Linked DNA regions of Homo sapiens: regions 1 and 2 are each linked to region 3. The links are chromatin contacts, found by Hi-C or POLR2A ChIA-PET in ENCODE. All regions are on one chromosome and are shown on one strand. Each heading gives the region's core, a stretch centred on a gene start or an enhancer-like site at or near the end of the contact. The rest is flanking DNA. Distances are from core to core; before and after follow the strand shown.

What was found. A loop is a pair of places that touch in the nucleus more often than their neighbours do. ChIA-PET counts read pairs that join two places held with the same protein, here RNA polymerase II (POLR2A). Pooled maps may share reads with other maps.
Region 1: a map of CD4-positive, alpha-beta T cell shows a loop between it and region 3 (1.8-fold over the local background). The contact joins the promoter of FOXN3-AS2 here to the enhancer-like site in region 3. A Hi-C loop is called at or near these places in 14 of 168 maps with a recorded cell type or tissue (CD14-positive monocyte, CD4-positive, alpha-beta T cell, Right ventricle myocardium inferior and 7 more), 2 of 37 single-sample maps with no recorded cell type and 16 of 50 pooled maps. POLR2A ChIA-PET finds 5 or more read pairs at or near these places in 9 of 52 experiments (CD4-positive, alpha-beta T cell, CD8-positive, alpha-beta T cell, HEK293 and 5 more).
Region 2: a loop to region 3 is called in a map of gastrocnemius medialis, with 5 times the contacts of the local background. The contact joins two enhancer-like sites. A Hi-C loop is called at or near these places in 11 of 168 maps with a recorded cell type or tissue (CD4-positive, alpha-beta T cell, CD4-positive, alpha-beta memory T cell, CD8-positive, alpha-beta T cell and 7 more), 19 of 37 single-sample maps with no recorded cell type and 22 of 50 pooled maps. POLR2A ChIA-PET finds 5 or more read pairs at or near these places in 23 of 52 experiments (BJ, CD4-positive, alpha-beta T cell, CD4-positive, alpha-beta memory T cell and 16 more).

What each region holds. Positions count from the first base shown.
Region 1 is chr14:89,574,608-89,577,473 of GRCh38, reverse strand. It overlaps FOXN3-AS2 (FOXN3 antisense RNA 2), which reads right to left and starts at 1,258. Exons shown (of 1, transcript NR_024620.1): 1 at 1-1,258. It also overlaps a transcript of FOXN3 not described here.
Region 2 is chr14:89,659,095-89,661,801 of GRCh38, reverse strand. No RefSeq gene overlaps it. Among named protein-coding and RNA genes, the nearest start is that of FOXN3-AS2, 84 kb to the right of the region's middle. RefSeq lists an enhancer at 2,483-2,592. Within about 2 kb of position 1,406, at least 4 of the 41 ENCODE cell types and tissues checked have a DNase peak (open chromatin) inside an H3K27ac peak, as active enhancers do; they include gastrocnemius medialis and heart right ventricle, where a contact is called at or near this core.
Region 3 is chr14:89,623,956-89,626,655 of GRCh38, reverse strand. The region is part of intron 1 of LOC105370617 (a long non-coding RNA gene); the gene reads right to left. Among named protein-coding and RNA genes, the nearest start is that of FOXN3-AS2, 49 kb to the right of the region's middle. RefSeq lists an enhancer at 538-1,111. Within about 2 kb of position 1,340, at least 10 of the 41 ENCODE cell types and tissues checked have a DNase peak (open chromatin) inside an H3K27ac peak, as active enhancers do; they include CD4-positive, alpha-beta T cell, CD8-positive, alpha-beta T cell, gastrocnemius medialis and 3 more, where a contact is called at or near this core.

The sequences.
Region 1 (2,866 bases), core at 9-2,508, 49 kb after region 3:
TGATTCCTGCCATTGGAGGAATCACTCCTAGGACCTTCCTGATTCGTCTACTGGTCTTTTTGGGGTTTTCCAGAAGACGGAGGTATCTAGGTAATCGGAAGGAAATAGAAACCTATCCTTATAATTTTATTTATGGAGGACTACATGGATTTTCAAAATTATGTGATTGTACTTGAGATCAGTGTATGAAAAAGGAATGCACTGAGCGGAGTCTAGTCCTTAGGATTCTCTTCTGAAGTGTGAAAAAGAAAACACAATAGCTGTTATCTTGGAAACTCCGCCCCTCCAGGCATTCACTCGCACCCCAGGCATTTGCAGGCCCTCTGCATAGACTCTGCTGTGGCTACACGTGGGTCTTCCGTGCCATTTTCCTTGGCATGTGAGTAAATGTAGGTTTCCCCTGTGTTTATGGGAAATTTTACTCCCAGCCTTTTACGGTGACAAGAGAAGACTGGCTGCTTTACTCAGCACAGGGCGCTTTTCAATGATTAGAGCGATTTTCTCTGATTCTACTATACTTAGGGAAGATTTTTGAGACTACAAATACAAGACAAAGTAGTTATGTATCAGCATACGGATGGAGGCAGCCACTGTGCTAGTATCCAATTCTTTGACTACTGAGTGAAAATAGCTGCTCCTGTTCTAATTGCCATTTTTACTCTTCCTAAGTGGCCAGTTGGGAGAGACGGAGGAGGGAGGGAAGGAGCTGGGTTGGGCGGGAGGAGGTCCATTTGCAAAGTCAACAGCGGAAGTGTTCGGGGAACAGAAGACATCTGATCCGAATTCTATACAGATAAGGGAAGGATTGGATACCCAGCAGATGGGCCACCCTTCTAATTCTGCAGTAGCTTGCCGTGACAGACTTCTAATCTGATGGTATTTTCATCTTAATTTACTTGCAACCTGTTTTGTTTTGTTTTGGGTTTTTTTTTTTTTGTAGGTAACAGCATTTCTGACAAAGGTGATACATTTGCTAAAGCTTAACATTCAGATTCCTTCCTTGTCTGAGTGTTATATAATTATATATACATTTGGGCTCAAAGGTCCCAGTCTAACAAATTCCCTTCACAGGAGCACCATTTGAGGGCCCATTCTCTCATTAATTTTATTTGACATTTATGTCAACATTACATTCCTAGCCTAAAAGGAGAAATCACATGAGTACGCAGGGGCGTATTTTAAAGTGGAGTATTTAGTTTGGCAGTGAAAGGCACCCGGCGAAGTCTGCGAAAGCAACGTTTTCTAAATTAGTTAATATAAAGTGGTCTAAATGCACTAAATTTATATTGTTCTACAATGTGCTAAATGCTAGAGCACGTGGCTGTTTTGATATTTCTAACATTTTCCCCCTGGGGCTCCCAGAATTGCCTAAGATGGGTGTCTCTGGAAAATAAACTTGGGAGCCATCAGAGGTGTCAGGAACAGCTGAAAACAAGTCACTTACGATGTCAGCGATGGAATTTGCTTCCGTGAGACCTTGTGCAAAAATCAAAGACCTGATTCTTCTGCTTAGCCTAACTTCAGAGCGAGGAGTTTATCGGTGGGGCATAGAGGCATCTGGTCCCCAGTTCTGCTGAATGAAGAGTTTCACAGGCGCTGCGTGGAGGCCGGAGGGCGGTTGCCAGCCCCAGCCCAGCATTGGGAGCCAATCACATGGCCACGACTTTGCCTAGTGCTTCCCAAAGTAGACAAAAGCGTGAACTGGGGTTATCAAACCTAAATAAGAAACAGTTGTTAGAGACCATCGGTATCCTCTGATTTGGGAGCTAAGTTGAATTTTGATTCAAGAGATGCCACGAGAGAGGGAAAGAGCTTCCCCTAAGCAGCCTCCAAGGGCCCGAGCGTGGCAGCTCCTTCTGCTTCCAAAATGCTGACTTGTACATACTTGGTGGTTTTTGTGCTCTGGAGCTGTGCTTTGTGTTTGGCTATAACAATGAGTTGCAGACTGGGTTTTTGCTTTGCAGAGAATTCACCAGCATTGGAGAGGACCTGCCTTTGGTAAAAGCAGGGAGTGGGCAGTTTGTCCAGCCCCCGTCGCTTGAGTTTATTATAGTGTTTATCCCTTCTCCCTATCATCCCCACCCCAGCCAGGGTTTACTGACCCAAAACGACCTCCCAATTTCCTTTCTGCCATCTCTATCATGAATCTCAAGGGTCAAGTGCTTGGTCACCAGCTGACCTGTGAGCCTACCCAGATAGCAAGGTCCTTCAAGGTCATCTTAGAGTGATCTTAACTATGATCTTCTAGAGTCAGTGTCGCTTGGGGGTCCCCTTCGTGGGTTGGCAGAAAGGTGAGGATTTTGTCAGGGAAAATAGAGGAGGAAGGATGATTGCAGTTTATGAAGGAGAAACTTTGAGTCTGAGTTAGCTTTCATCAGAGTCAGTATAGACAACCTTGCTCTCAACACCTCACTTTGGCTTAGAGCACTTCGTGATTTTCTTACCTGATCTCATCTGCTTCAGCTTCCCGCTGGCCTTGTTTGCATACCGATCAGCTGGTGGGGTAGCAGTAGAGTGTTTTAGAGTTCCAGTACACCCTTCCTTTCCTATAAAGGCACAACATACAGAAGAAATAGAAATTTACAATTTTTTTTTTAAAGCTGTAAAGGCAATTCTGATTTTCATAGGGAAGAGATTTTAAGAATTGGAGGAGCCTCGGAGGTCTTTGCATGTCTAGATAAGCTTGGAGGTTAAGAGCCAGGTCTCCTAACATTTGGCCCAGTCTTCTTTTCTTGTTCCAGCCACTGCCTGTAGGACGATCAGAGAAGCTTCCCATTGAGATTCCAACATAGGGATGTAAAGTGGTAGGAAATCCTTCTGCTAAGAGCTGATAACAGTTATGTACCAACACTATGGGAGGGAGTGG
Region 2 (2,707 bases), core at 157-2,656, 35 kb before region 3:
CTCTCATACCATTATTAGCGTGGTTGTAGAGCACATATATGTATATAATTAAGTGCCCCTCTGTGGCCATTAAAGGGCTGCCTGCGTTTCCGCAGGGAGCACACGTGGAAGTTGATTCACAAGCTTATAAGAGTGTGTCAGTACCTTTCACCTTTATGACATGCTGCATGGAAATATGTGGCATCTGCCACTTATGATCCAAAGCAACAGTGGGGAAAGTATGGCCCATGGCCAAATCTGGCCCACCACCTGTTTTGTAAATAAAGTTTTATTGGAACACAGCCACACCCATGTATGTACATATTGTCTATGGCTATTTTAGTCCTGCCACAGCAGAACTGAATAATTGCAATGGAGATTGTAAATGGCCCACAAAGCCTGCAATATTTACTATCTGGCTTTTTAAAGAAAAGTTTTTGCTGGGTGTGATGGCTCATGCCTATAATCCCAGCACTTTGGGAGGCCAAGGTGGTGGGATCTCTTGGGTGCAAGGCCAGCCTGGACAACATAGTGAGACCTCATCTCTACTAAAAAATAAAAATAATTAGCCAGGCATGGTGGTGCCGGCCTGTGGTCTCAGCTGCTCAGGAGGCTGAGATGGGAGGATCCCTTGAGCCAGAGAGGTTGAGGCTGCAATGAGCTGTGATTGTGCCACTGCACTCTAGCATGGGCCGCAGAGTGAGACTCGTCTCAAACAAACAAACAAACAAAAAACAAAATGGCCAGGGATGGTGGCTCATGCCTATAACTCCACCACTTTGGGAGGCCAAGGCAGGAGGATCACTTGAGGTCAGGAGTTCAAGATCAGCCTGGCCAACATGGCAAAACCCTATCTCTACTAAAAATACAAAAATTAGCCAGGGATGGTGGTGCATGTCTGTAATCCCAGCTACTAGGGAGGCTGAGGTGCAAGAATTGCACCCGGGGGGCAGAGGTTGCAGTGAGACGAGATCACGCCACTGCACTCCAGCCTGGGTGAGAGAGAGAGACTTCGTCTCAAAAAAACAAACAAAAAAAAGACATGGTTTCACCATCTATTTGGTCTAAAGGCAAACCTTTGCTCTATACCTGTTGACCAAATACATGATTGTAAAATGAGTAAAAGCTGTATTAAATTAGGGAAATATGTAGTTCAGAACACAATATTTATATTGCCTATGATATCAAGGTTCTAGGAGTCACTTGACCTACTGAGGAATATTAGTCTTTTTTTAAAAGCCTACACTTGGTATTTTAAGCTCTTCTTTCGTTGTCAAGAAATTAAATAAATAAATAAAAACAATAGCCACGAGTTTTTGTGAACCCTCCTGAAACACAATGTCTCGTGTTCCCCTTCTGGCTCTGTGGCAGCTGTTAACTATCAAATACTATTTCTAGAACTGTGCTGACATCAGTCGATGATGATACACAAAGCTGTTTGGCATGACACACACTGTGCAAGTTGAGGCTGTTAAAATGAAACAGCTCTGTTAAAATTAACTCTATTCACATCGCAGGGAAAATATCTAAGTTTGCCAAATCAATTCCTTCCTATATCAGTGGGGAAGAACCATTTTCCAACCTCTAAAAAGGTGATTCAGACACAGGAGAGCAAAAAAACCTCCAAAATTAAAATGATAAAACAAAAATTTGCTTGACAGCAAAAGTACTTCCAAATGGATGAAATTGAATCCAAAATTGTGCCTGCAACAAATTTAACTGACAAGAAAGTCTGCATAATGGACTTGGTTTTATTATTAATGCTAATATGGGTACATTTTTGTTCTATTGTGCTGATAGCAAGAAGATAAATGCCCACCGAAGGCACTAAAATATCTCCACTCGGTTGAAATACTGATTATAGTTAGAATGCAAACACTTATTCTTCGCTTGTGAGAAAGAACCATTTTTTTTAAAAAAAAGAAAGTGTTACTATAGAGGCCATTTCAGAATCAGGTAGAGCTTTGAAATAGAATTTCTTAAAATAATGTCATGCAACACTTAATGAAGAGTTTCTTTGTAAAATTTTAAATTATGTAGATATAACTTTATCAAAATGATAAATATATTCATTGCATGATTTCTAATTAGCACTTCTTTAAAATTAATAATTAGCCTTACAGAGTCCTTATAATCAGGGGTTGAAGTTTACATTCAGGAAAACTAAGTCTAATGGTATAAATGATTTTTTTTTTACCAGCTCACCTCCCCCTGAAAATCGGTGCTTCAGACTCTCTCCTTCCCTGAACCCCAAGTCACAGGGGCAGCCAAACAGGGATTGAGAGTCATGAGGATTGTGCCCAGGAGTATCTGGCCAAGGGTGGAAGCTCCACAGTTGTTTGCAGTCAGGAGGGCCAAGGGTCTGGAAGCCAGGGAGTTCAGGCCAAAGCCACGGTGGTGTGTCAAGCCAGTAAATCAGTTAATCTGAGAAGCAGCAATTGGGTTTTGGAGATCAAGACTAGTATAAGGTCAGAAACTCCAGGAGGTTAGTAACAGCAAGGAAATAGAATGTAGGCATGTCAGCCCTGAAGGCAATTTCTATTTGTGCTTGCTTTTAGGGGACCTATTTATGTTCCCCGTGGCAGCATGCAGGGTACGGGTTACAGCTGCTTTAAGAGTGAAACTACTGTAGATAAACCTTGAGCCTAGCTGAAGCTAGCCTTCAATTACAAGAATGCTGTTGGACAGACCTCGGTCATGTAGAGATTATTTGAATGGCAATTACCCC
Region 3 (2,700 bases), core at 91-2,590:
TAGGACGAGAACAGCATGGGGTAAACTGCCCTCATGATTCAATTACCTTGAATCTTGAGGTCTCTCCCTTCACACGTGGGGATTGTGGGGATTATGGGGATTACAATTCAAGATGAGATTTGGGTGGGGACACAAAACCTAACCATATCAGGTGAAGTATGACACCCGCTGTGTAGCCATTACGAATTTTGATGTATTTTCATAAGATTATTGTTATCATTAGATGAGCATTTGTTGCAAAAACAGAAGAGTTCACACCACTCACCCAACTTCCTGTAATGTTAGTACTCAAATAACCATGACACATTTACCAAAACTAAAAAATTACCACTGATACAGATGATTAACTAAACTACAGACTTCATCTGGAGTTCCCCACCATTTCTTGTGAATGAGAGACTTTAGCACCAATTTGAGCTAGAGGGTCCAAGCAGCCATAGCAGAACTACATTAATTCAGACTGGCTGGGACTAAACATAAAGATGGCTCAAACAAGCTCTAACATCTACCACTTGGCGTGCCAATACTTTGCATGCATGATCTAATTTCATCCTCCACAAAAATCCAGGTTGGGGGAGGGTAGTGGATACTATCACATGCACTTTGCAGATAAGACCGTGGGGCCTGGGATATCAGGCAATATGTGGAAGACAGCTGAGCTGGGAGACAACAGAGCCCAGATGTGAACTAAGACATCTCTGATTCAAAAACCCACGATCACGACCACAATGGCACAGACTGAAGTGCACCTAATCCAGGTGTGATGCAGAGACCGCCTCTTTCCACCAGCAGTCTTGCCCAGGACCCACCTTCCAAAGGTCATCTGGATCAACTGTAGCGGGTGACCATATGTGGGAGGTTGTCCCGTAACAATGACATGCGCCTCTCAATGACACGGGGTGTTCTGTGATGTGTGGAGTCAGTTTCCACCCTCGACACCCCTACCCTGCGTGTCGCAGGAGAAGCCCTCCCGGTCTCCAGCAGCCTCTGCGGCTCTCCTTCCTCCCGGGCTGGGAGTGGGGCGGCTCGCGGCTGGCCTGCTCCGGGGCCAGAGCAGCTGGGAGGGGCGCAGTGCAAACATCCCCACGCGCCTTTTGCTTTTCTTTCCTGAGTGGTTTAAGGCTTAATTAACGTGTGTAAAGTGATCTGAAATGCGGGAATAAAAAGAGCTGGGGAAGTGCAGAGTGTGGATGATTACCTGAGGCGAGACAGCTGAGAAAGGGAGGCCGAGGGAGACAAAGGGGGGTCTGGAGAGGCTGGGAGAGGCCTTCCCGCAGCAGCCAGCTGGTTGGCTGAGAGCCAGATTGGGCTGTTTTTTTGGCAGCGTTCTGCCCCACGCTTTCCTCTCAAGGCCTTCTTCGCAGCCCTGCTTGGTAGTCAGGCCCCAGGATAAATGATTCCTAAAGGGCCTGAGCCAGAACTGAGAAGGGGGTCTGAGAAACACAAGCTGTGGGCCATTCCATGACTGGCTCTGTAGGAGCCGGGGATGAGATGCCGCCCATTAGCCATTATTGCCAAAGCAAGCCCGGGTTTGGTCAACGAAGGAATAAATGTGATAGATATCAGAGAGACAAAGGAATCAAAGTGAGTTTTGTCCATTCCTCTTGACAAGCATAGATTCATAGGACTGATTTAGTGCTGTCACCGCTGAGGCAATAAATCCCTTATAAAATGGTGGGTAAAAGTAATGACATCCAAGTCACGTGTGATTTCACCATCTCCTAAGCCTGCGTTAGTGAAAGGGTGAGGCTATCGGTTTCATGGGGAATGTTAAGGCTTGTGACTTCATAGGGTGAAGACGGGTGGCATTTTATTGCAATTGGAAGCATACAAAGAAGCAAGTGGAAAATCTTTCTTTCAGTATAACCTGATACCACCTATATCTAGAAAGCTGGAGAGTGTTCCGGGGATCTTCCCAGTACAGTGAGGATTTCGGTGCATCCCTGTGTGTATATAAACGGTGGCGATATATACAGCCTATTCTAAACTGTTTATGATGATAGAGGGGAAAAAAGTTTGTTTGGATAATCCAAAGTTTATACTGGGCTTTCATCGTGTTTTAACGTTGTGCTTGGGCTGATAGTTGCGTAGTTATCCATCTTCTGAGCCTGCAAACCGAGGATGGGGCTACTGGTGGCACCCAAGCTTGGCAATCCAAGTGAAGAGAAGGATCCTCGCTTCCCCTGGCTTCAGTTAGGGAACTTCAGAGGACCCTAATTGTCCTGGCATGGGGTCAAGTGTCCAGCATGCTGTCAAGTGCCCACCCTGGGCTCAATCCTGCTGTTCCCACTCAACACCAGGACCATGGCGTGGAATGAGAAATCCCCCCAAAAGGAGCCAGGTTGCCACCCCGCTTTGTGTCTACTGCAACTGGGTAGTTAAAGTGGCCAGAAGACACTGTTGTCCTCAGCCTGTTGCAGGGGCAGCCAGGACCCCCCCGTAGTTATCCACTGTGTTCTTTTCTAGGCATTGCACTTCTGATGGATTCCTCCGAGAGTTGTGTCTGTGTGGTGCCTTTGGTGTGTGTAACATCACACATCACCCATGGATCACTGAAGGGTCATCTGAAGCCACCAACGATGAATTCCTTCAGGTCTGCATCTGAACTAGGATAATAATTACCTCCTAATAAGTCACCCTGCCTTCTGATATCTACAACATTTTGGATCGAAATCATCCTCCATACACTTTCTAGAATTA